Regions from separate parts of the Homo sapiens genome. Here region 2 is linked to region 1. A link is an interaction called in ENCODE POLR2A ChIA-PET data of the cell type or tissue named here. Cell type or tissue: HepG2. All regions are shown on one strand. Each heading gives the region's core, and the rest is flanking DNA. Links, peaks and the distances in the headings are about the cores only.

Region 1 (4,492 bases), core at 364-4,363:
AAACGGAGATTTAAAAAGTAGTATGTGCTAACACTGCATGCCCACTAGAATAGGCAAAACAGAAAAGCCTGGCCACGCCAAGAGCCAGCAAGATCTCACGGCAGCAGCACTGAGCCCGCGGATGAAACTAAATTCGCAGAGCCGCTCAGGAACACAGCCTGGCAGTTTCTGACAAGACCAAACTCACACCTTCCGTACGACTCAGCGATTCCACTCCTAACATTTACCCAAAAGAAAAGGACGTCTACACGTATGTTCGCACAAAGGCTTGAACACAAATGTTCAAAAAGAAGCTTTATTCGTAATAGCCAAAAACTGGAAACATGCCAGACTCCTCAGCTGGCAAATGTATAGCGTACATCCAAACAGAAACCATTCCCCATAAAAATAACAAACTGTGGACACGTGTTGCACACGATGCCCCTCCAAGTACTCTGAGTAGGAAGCCGGACACCAGGGAGCACACAACTGGGGTTTCAGCGACCTGAGCGCTCCAAAGGACAGATCCACACCGACGGCGAGAGGCGGCCCAGAGAACACCTTCCCGTCCAGGGCTGTGGGCCGACAGCAGAGGGCACAAGCAGACCCTCTGGGGGGCTGAACGAAATGGGGGTAGACATCCTCAATCTGTGCACTTACAAGGGGGACATTTTATTGTATATAAATTATGTCCCCTCCAAGAATTTTTATGCATGTTAACCTCTATTTAAAGGAGAGCCCCTACCCTCAAACTGTCAGCCTCCACGTACAGCCACGCCTCACATCATGATGCTCCTGGCAATAACAGACGGCATACATGACGCTGGTCCCATCAAGACCATCCTGGCTAACAGGGTGAAACCCCATCTCTACTAAAAATACAAAAAATCAGCCAGGCGTGGTAGCATACGCCTGCAGTCCCAGCTACTTGGGAGGCTGAGACAGGAGAATTGCTTGAACCCGGGAGGCAGAGGTTGCAGTGAGCCGAAATTGCGCCACTGCACTCCAGCCTGGGCAACAGAGCGAGAATCCATCTCAAAAAAAAAAGAAAAAAGAAAAGTATGGCACACTGACCAGGTGCAGTAGCTCACCACTTTGAGCGGGTGAGATGGGAAGACTGCCTCAGGCCAGGAGTTTAAGACCAGCCTGGGCAACAAAGCAAGAGCCCTTCTCTCTAAAAAAAAAAAAAATTGAAACATCAGCCAGGCACAGTGGCTGTAGTTGCAGCTACTTAGGGGAGGCCAAGGCAGGAGGATCACATGAGCCCAGGAGTTCAAGGCACCACTGCACTCCAGCCTGAGTGACAGAGTGAGGCCCTATCTCCTAAAAAAAAAAAACCCTCCCACATACAATTCTGTAGCATACAGAATACTGGCTAATGATACAGACAGGAGGCAAGGAAATACTGGGTAGAAGAGGGCAATTTCCCAGCAAAGGCCCCACCCTCAAGCCTGGACACCTGCAGCCCTAAATGGGAACAGGCATTCCTGTTTCCGCGCCCAAATGTTGCCTTTTCCAAGACTAATCTGGCCTGCCACGCCCCTATCTGGTGCCCATATAAACCCCAAGCTCCACTGACGAGAGCAAAGTGGCGCAGCAGAGAAGGAGAAAAGAGAAGGAGCGTCTGAATGTCGAGAGGGGTTTGGCTGGGCACCGTCCAGGAGGAGATCGGCTGCGGGACGGCTGAACTCCAGAGGAAGATCATCTTCTCACTCCATCCCCTTGCCAGCTCATCCATCTCACTGAAGGCCACCTCCATCACTCAATAAAATCCCCACAAATGCCATCCTTCAAGTCCGTGTGACCTGATTCTTCCTGGACACCGCACAAGGACTCGGGTACCGAGAGGGCAGGGGGAAAAAGGCTGTCGCCTGACTCTCTGCTGAGCTGGTTAACACTTAGCCATCTGAGAATGGCAACTGCTAAAAGAGCATTCATTGTAATCTACCCCTAGGTGCTACTGTGGGGCGGGAGCCCAAAAGGGCTCACCCGGGCTCCTGCACCTGCCCGTCTGCACGCTCCCCTGCACGCTCCCCTTCCAGCAAATGAGCCACAGCCCCTGTTGCAAGTACCCAGAGCGGGTCAGGGAACTCTCCTGTTTCAATGATAATTAGCAACAATGTTACTGGTTTACATATTCACTACATTCTACTTCCCATCACTGTTTCAGAAATATACTGCATCTACTTATTAAAACTTACAGTTAACTGTAAAGCAGCCTCAGGCAGGTCCTTCAGGAAGAGTCCAGAAGAAGGTACTGATATCATAGGGATGACGGCTCCATGTGTGTTACTGCCCCTGAAGACTGCAGGGAGACGGGACTTGGAGGTGGAGGGCAGTGATGTGGATGATCCTGACTCTGTAGGCCTAGGCTAACGTGTGCTTGTGTCTTGTTTCTAACAAGTAAGTTTAAAAAGTAATAAATAATTTTAAAAATGGAAAAAAGCTCGCTGGGCGTGGTGGCACACGTCTGTAAACCCAGCATTTCTGGAGGCTAAGACAGGCAGATCGCTAGAGCCCAGGAGTCCAAGACCAGTCTGGGCAACACGGTGAAACCTACAAAAAAATACAAAAATTAGCCCGGCATGGTGGCCACGCCTGCCTGTAGTTCCAGCTATCCGGGAGCCTGAGGTGGGAGGATCTCCTGAGCCCAGGAGGTCAAGGCTGCAGTAAGCCATGATTGCGTCACTGCACTCCAGCCTGGGTGACAGAGCTTACAGAATAAGGATACAAAGAAAGTATTTTTTTGCACAGCTGTATAATGTGTTTGTGTTTTAAGCTAAGTGTTACTACAAAAGAGTCAAAAAGTTTGAAAAAGTTAAGTTTATAAAGTTATAGTAAGTCAAGGTTATTACTGAAGAAAGAAAACTGTGTTTTTATAAATTCCATAGTCCCTAAGCATACCCTAAGCATAGAGTGCCCCAGAGCCTACAGCAGCACAGTCATGTCCCAGGCCTCTCAGACTCCCGCAGAGCAACACCCAGTCCTGCAAGCGCCATTCATGGTGAGTGCCCTACACAGATGCACCATTTTTCATCTTTTATCCCCTAGTTTTACTGTACCTTTTCTATGTTTAGATACACAAACTCACTATCGTGTTACAACTGTACACGTCACAAGCCATGCAGGTTTACAGCCCAGGAGCCAGGGGCCGCACCACACAGCCTAAGAGTGTAGCAGGCTGTGCCATCCAGGTTTGTGTTAGTATATTCCACGATGCTCGCACAACGATGACATTGCCTAATGATGCGTTTCTAGAATGTATCCCCATCACTAAGTGGCGCGCGACTGTACCTGGTTTACACATAATTCCAGGAAGTATTTCTAAGCCCACTGCAGGCTGGACGGGAAGACACAGAGGCAGGGCCCGTTAGCTAACCCAGGCTTCAGCCTCCCACCAATGCAAAGACCACCCTGCCTGGCCTTCCCTTAAGACTGAGCCTCCCCTGTCTCCAGCCCAATATTCCCAGGCAGAGCTAACTTGTGCTTATTATATGCTTTTTGCCTTGGCAGAGAAAAATATATGTATTTTTTAAACTATTTCCTTCCAAAATTATTTTTTTTAAGTTTTAGTGCTTGAATTATGCAGAAAAGCATCACTATTCAGAGTAATTTCCTGAGTGTACTACACATAAAACTTCAAGTTTTTCAATTAAAATAAAATGCTACCAGAGATGATCTCCAGATTATATTAAGAAAAAATGTCAAGGTAAAAATTAGCGTATATGCTACATTAGTTATAATAGGAGAAAAAGAATATATGTGTGTATGCATGCGAGTATGTGTATTTTGAACCACATAAATGTTTTATACCCTCAAAATACAAAATGAAACAAAAAAAGTAAAATTGAAAACAAACCAAAACATAACTAAATTGTGTATCAAATTGGTAACATAACCAACACAAAAAAGGATCATTTCAGTGGAGTTTTGAACACAGTACTGATCTAACATCCTTAAAGAATAAATTCTAAAGACAAAGAGTGCAAAGAAACCTTAAACTTTACTCTCATGTTATTGTTGTAATTCTGAATCTGTGTTTAAGTATAGGGTAGCAGAAGCCAAGTAAGTAAATATGTTTATGTTACTAGGATCTAAGCTTTTCTGTGCAAGAGAAGAGATAAAAATACAATTTCACAGAATTTACAGGAGGGGGAGAATGTGCTGTGTTAAAAATGTGACCAGCATGACCAGCACCCCCAGCGCTGCCGAAACTGCTCGAGAGTCATTTTCCTCTAAATGCCATTCCAAGGCTCCTCCGGGAAGAGACAGGCCTGGGACAGGAAATACAGGATGAGGCTGATGTCTTGCACCAGAGGCACCAAACAGGATGGAGCGAAGGCCAGGAGGAGACCCATGGGCACAGGGAGCAGTCCGACATGGCAATGGACAAGCCACTCAGCCCAGGGGGAGAAAAGAGGCCACCTTGAGTGACACATGAAAATTAATCCTGGACAGATTAGTGACTACAAGGAAAAGAAAACTCACAACGCCGACATGAAAACACAGGTGA
Region 2 (4,492 bases), core at 312-4,311, 92 kb after region 1:
AGCGGCTGCCTTGGTAGCCAACTAGTATCACTGCTTGCCTGTGGTGCCAGAGATGGTAGAGATGGATCCCGATCCCCGGCCCACTGTGGAGACAGTCCTGGTTGGAAACGTGGCAGGGAGCACCTGCAGTGCCGGAGCTGGGCTCCAGAGCTGACGGGGCCGCCCCTTCCCTGTAGTGGCCCTGGTGAGTCTGTCCCTCCTTCCCTGGGCCGCTCTGAGGACGAGGCCTGGCCAGAAGCCTGGGAGTCAGTGCCTGCTACAATCAGCATTTCCTCTGTGGTTTAGCTCCAGGCGGACGACGTGGGCCGAAGAGAGGAAGCTCAACACAGAGACCTTTGGGGTGTCAGGGAGGTTTCTTCGTGGCCGCAGTTCTCGGGGCGGATTCCGAGGAGGCAGGGGCAATGGGACCACCCGTCGCAACCCCACTTCCCACAGGGCCGGGACTGGCAGGGTGTGAGGGTGCAGCCAAAGGTGAGTGGATGAACCTTCTGGACGCTTTGGTGGGAGGGTGTAGGGTCAGGCACACCTGGAGAGCTTAGGAAGGTGGGGAGCAGGCTCGGTTTCCCAGGAAGAAGAGAGGCCCAGAGGTGTCAAAGCCAAACCGAGGGCCTCGACCCTATGAGTCACCCGGGAGGCTCTTGGCCAACTTCAACCTGCATCTGTGGGGGTAGGATCCAGGCCCCAGCATCCTCCAAGTGAGATTGCAGGTATGGGAGGTGAGGTGGTGCGGGAGTCGCGTGGGCTGGGGGCTCACCACCCAGGTGAAGCCAGCAAGTGAGACCTTGCTCCAAAGCCAGTGTCTTGGCCCAACCCGGCCCTAAGTGAATCAGAGGCTTCATTTTTAACCAGGTCCCAGTGGATTTGTGGGCACCTTAGGGTTTGGGCGGAGCGTCCCACATGGGGTGCCTGGTGCCAACCCCACCCAGCGCCTCGGGACAGCCAGGTGGGCCCTGGAAAGACTAGCCCTCCTGCCACTAGCTGCGTCCCTGTCCCCAGTGTATTGTACAAGTAGGATTCTCAGAGTGGGTTGTGAGAAGAATGGGGGTAGCCAGTCTGACTCTGGGGGCAGGAGGGAGGCTGAGTGGCTCCTGCTCGCCAGCAGGGGCAACAGTGCTAGCTTATCCCAGCAGATGCTTGACTTCCTGTCATCTCTTGCAGGCTCCTACTGAAGTGGCGCATAACTGACGCTGTGTGTGTCAGGACGCGAGGAAAACGCTGCACTTACAGGGAGAGGTGGTCACTTTGTTTACGGAGTTTGGAAGAGACCCATACTGCTACTTGTGTTTTGGACTTAACTGAACTTGGACATGGTCTGAGTTAGAACCACTTGTTTTGGGGAAGTATTCATGGGTAACCTCTTTGAGGTCTCTTTATCTGTGTTTCCTTTTTAGTTGCGCATAGCCTAATTCTAAGGTTTTGGTATTTTGCAAAAAGGTTTCTATAGTGAAAGCTGAATCCTTACTTTGTGACTTTTTTTTTTTTTTTTAATGACAAGCTTTGACTTTTAAAAGTGGAACCAAATCTGTTGGCAGAGGTGGCAGCCAAGTACATCTCTGTAACCCAGCTGGCCCCTGGTGCTGTTGGCCTGGCACCCCACTGCCAAGGGTGGGGTCTCAGGAGTCAGGCAGGGCCAGCACAGGGTGGCGTGGGGGGCAGGGGTGGGTGGGTGGAGGGCACGGAAGGGGTTTTCCCATGGATCATGTTGTATAAGTGAACCAGACCACCCTGATGGCATCCACAGTGATGTCAAGGTTGGGGCTGGCCAGGGGTGGGTGGACTAGAAGCATTTGGGAGTAGTGGCCAGGGGCCCTGGACGCTAGCCACGGAGCTGCTGCACAGAGCCTGGTGTCCACAAGCTTCCAGGTTGGGGTTGGAGCCTGGGATGAGCCCCGGCAGCGCCTTGGCCCTTCTGTGGTCCCTGCCAGCCTCTGACCTGGGCCGGTCAGTCATTGCTGGACTCTGGCCACACACTGGCGTTCTCATCCACTTGGAAACAAGCCAGTCTTTTCTGCAAGGTCAGTTGACCAAGAGCATATTTCCCCTCTGTTGTACATCGTTGTTTTGTGTTTGTGTTGTAACAGTGGGTGGAGGGAGGGTGGGGTCTACATTTGTTGCATGAGTCGATGGGTCAGAACTTTAGTATACGCATGCGTCCTCTGAGTGACAGGGCATTTTGTCGAAAATAAGCACCTTGGTAACTAAACCCCTCTAATAGCTATAAAGGCTTTAGTTCTGTATTGATTAAGTTACTGTAAAAGCTTGGGTTTATTTTTGTAGGACTTAATGGCTAAGAATTAGAACATAGCAAGGGGGCTCCTCTGTTGGAGTAATGTAAATTGTAATTATAAATAAACATGCAAACCTTTAAAATTTTCTTTTCTGATGCTCTAAGAATCCTGTTGACTCTTCTGCCCAAGTCACCTCTGCATCATGTCCAGGTCTGGAGCACACACTTAGGCTGGTGGAATTTGGGGAGACTTGGGCCCCATCAGGTGATGGAACGAGGTGGCTGACCCAATTGGTCGGGTGAAGTGCGGCCAGCAGACCCGGGTTCTCCCTGTGGGCCACCCTTCTGGGATGAATGGCTCTGCTCTCAGAAACTGGATACAAAGTTCTTTTAAAAACCCAGCTCACAGATAACACCTGTATCATAAGCAGTGGCCCCTTTGCCACCTTCCTGCTGCCTCCAAGCTCCCCAGCTCAGGAGCGTTCAGGTTCTCAGGCACCGTAGAGCATGTTACACAGCCATGAGCAAGCTGCACCCTGGACCCACGCAGAAAAACAAAGACATGGCTGGTTCTAGGCTCAGAGCATCCCATTTTAGTCTAATGGGTTTCCAGGTGACCTTAAAAGTGGCCCTCAGAGAGGACGAGGAGACACACCAGCTGCATGAGTTCTCCTTTCATTACCTGCCTGTGGCCATCAGGCTCCACAGCAGAACTGCCAGTGGGGGGCCCTCCCATTTCTTGGGTGGGGGTAATGGGTATCCTTGACCAGCAGAAAAATAAATGTTACGTGTGCCAGATACTGGTGGCCACAGTCCTCACCCAGCTAGAGAACTTGGTGAAACAGGTATTGCCTCCCAGAGCATCGCAAGGTAGTCAGGTTATCGTGTGCCAGCTGACCTTGCTGTTAAAATGTTCATTGTTTTGACAACTGTACATTTTACGCTGAGCTCAAAATGTATCTGGGCCCCTTTACTCCTTTTTAGAAGATACATGCCCAAAACCAAGGACCAGAGGACCCAAAAGCCTTAAACTGTGGGACTAGAAGTCAAAACACAGGAAAGGGCAGAGAATAGCCAGAACCAGTCTTCAACATAGGGGGCAGACGTCAAGATGTGGTCTATGAAAGTCAGACATGCAAAGCTGCTTTGAACAAAGCTGCTGCTCTACAGAATGAACCCAGGGCTACTTGTGTTTGTGTCCTTGACATTATACATTCATTAGGGGACTAGAATGAAGGTCTAAAAGCAAACGGAAGTCATTCTGTGTCTACAACAGAGAAACAGGTCTGCTGAAGGCCAGGTTTCTCTGCAGGACCCAGGGCAGCAGCTCTGACTTCCCAAGGGAGGAACCTGTGTCTCACACTGGCTTACTGTCTTAGCCACAAGGAACAGAAAGGAAAGCTCAATTACGGTGGCTCAGGGTTGAAAAAGAAGGGTGAGAGATGAGAGGACTGCTGTGATTGCACCTAAAGATACACATTCTCTTAAAAAAAAAAACAGGTTAAAAATACGGAAGTTTATTGTAGGACACTCAGTGTGAATAAATGGAATGGAAAGGCCTACACATCGAGACTCATCCATGATTGATATGAATTTAAAAATTACAAGCAAAGACATTTTATTCATCATGATGCTTTCTTTTGTTTCTTCTTTTCGTTTTCTTCTTTTTCTTTTTCAATTTCAGCAACATACTTCTCAATTTCTTCAGGATTTAAAATCTATAGAAAAAAACTTCATGGTTACCTAAGCCACACAAGGTGCCAAGGAACCAGCGCCCTCTTCTGGGGAGGGCGGCCAGGCTTTGGCACTGCTGCTCATACAGCCTCTTTGGAGAGGAACCTCAAGAAAAACAAGAGGATGCTGGCCTGACCTAGACAAGTATTAAGCAGCAGTAGCAGCAGCAGCAGATCTGACTGGCAGCCGCTCAGCATGCCCAGAGAACACGCGTGGACCATCTAATCAGAGGAAGATGGGAATCTTCTCTTTGACGTATGGGGAGCCTCAGAAAGACATTTTCCTAATGTTAAAACCACAGAATGGCCCTATGATGTTTCCTTCGGAACTGGTACTGCTCAGCCCTGATCATGGGAGAAAACTGACAGGTAAAGAAAGCAGACAAACTTGGTGATTACCTTGAGGGATTGATCTCGCCTCATGACAGCAAGTTCAATGTTTTTGCCACCTGACTGAACCACCTTGAAGGGACAGAAGACAGGAGCATTAACCACCTTTCCCTATTCAAGACAAAAGCAGCTCTCAGGAGTA

The links. Peaks named below come from ENCODE experiments on the same cell type or tissue, not always from the same donor. Only the 100,000 strongest peaks of a DNase experiment are listed, where the experiment ranks them.
Region 2: POLR2A ChIA-PET joins it to region 1 with 5 read pairs; 13 of 35 experiments call an interaction of 5 or more read pairs at or near these places.

What each region holds. Positions count from the first base shown.
Region 1 is chr20:62,040,613-62,045,104 of GRCh38, forward strand. All of the region lies in intron 1 of TAF4 (TATA-box binding protein associated factor 4), which reads right to left. Among named protein-coding and RNA genes, the nearest start is that of MIR3195, 22 kb to the right of the region's middle. In HepG2, for the core only: no CTCF peak of the experiment used is centred there; DNase peaks (open chromatin) are centred at 2,639 and 2,939; H3K4me3 peaks cover 1,494 bases.
Region 2 is chr20:62,133,005-62,137,496 of GRCh38, forward strand. It overlaps LSM14B (LSM family member 14B), which reads left to right. Exons shown (of 9, transcript NM_144703.3): 8 at 286-471; 9 at 1,159-2,370. The coding sequence ends at 457. PSMA7 (proteasome 20S subunit alpha 7) reads right to left here. Exons shown (of 7, transcript NM_002792.4): 6 at 4,360-4,422; 7 at 3,729-3,945. The coding sequence ends at 3,853. Among named protein-coding and RNA genes, the nearest start is that of PSMA7, 8.1 kb to the right of the region's middle. RefSeq lists an enhancer at 839-1,338. In HepG2, for the core only: CTCF peaks have their summits at 1,111 (motif pointing right), 1,982 and 4,008 (motif pointing left); DNase peaks (open chromatin) are centred at 1,100, 2,007 and 4,007.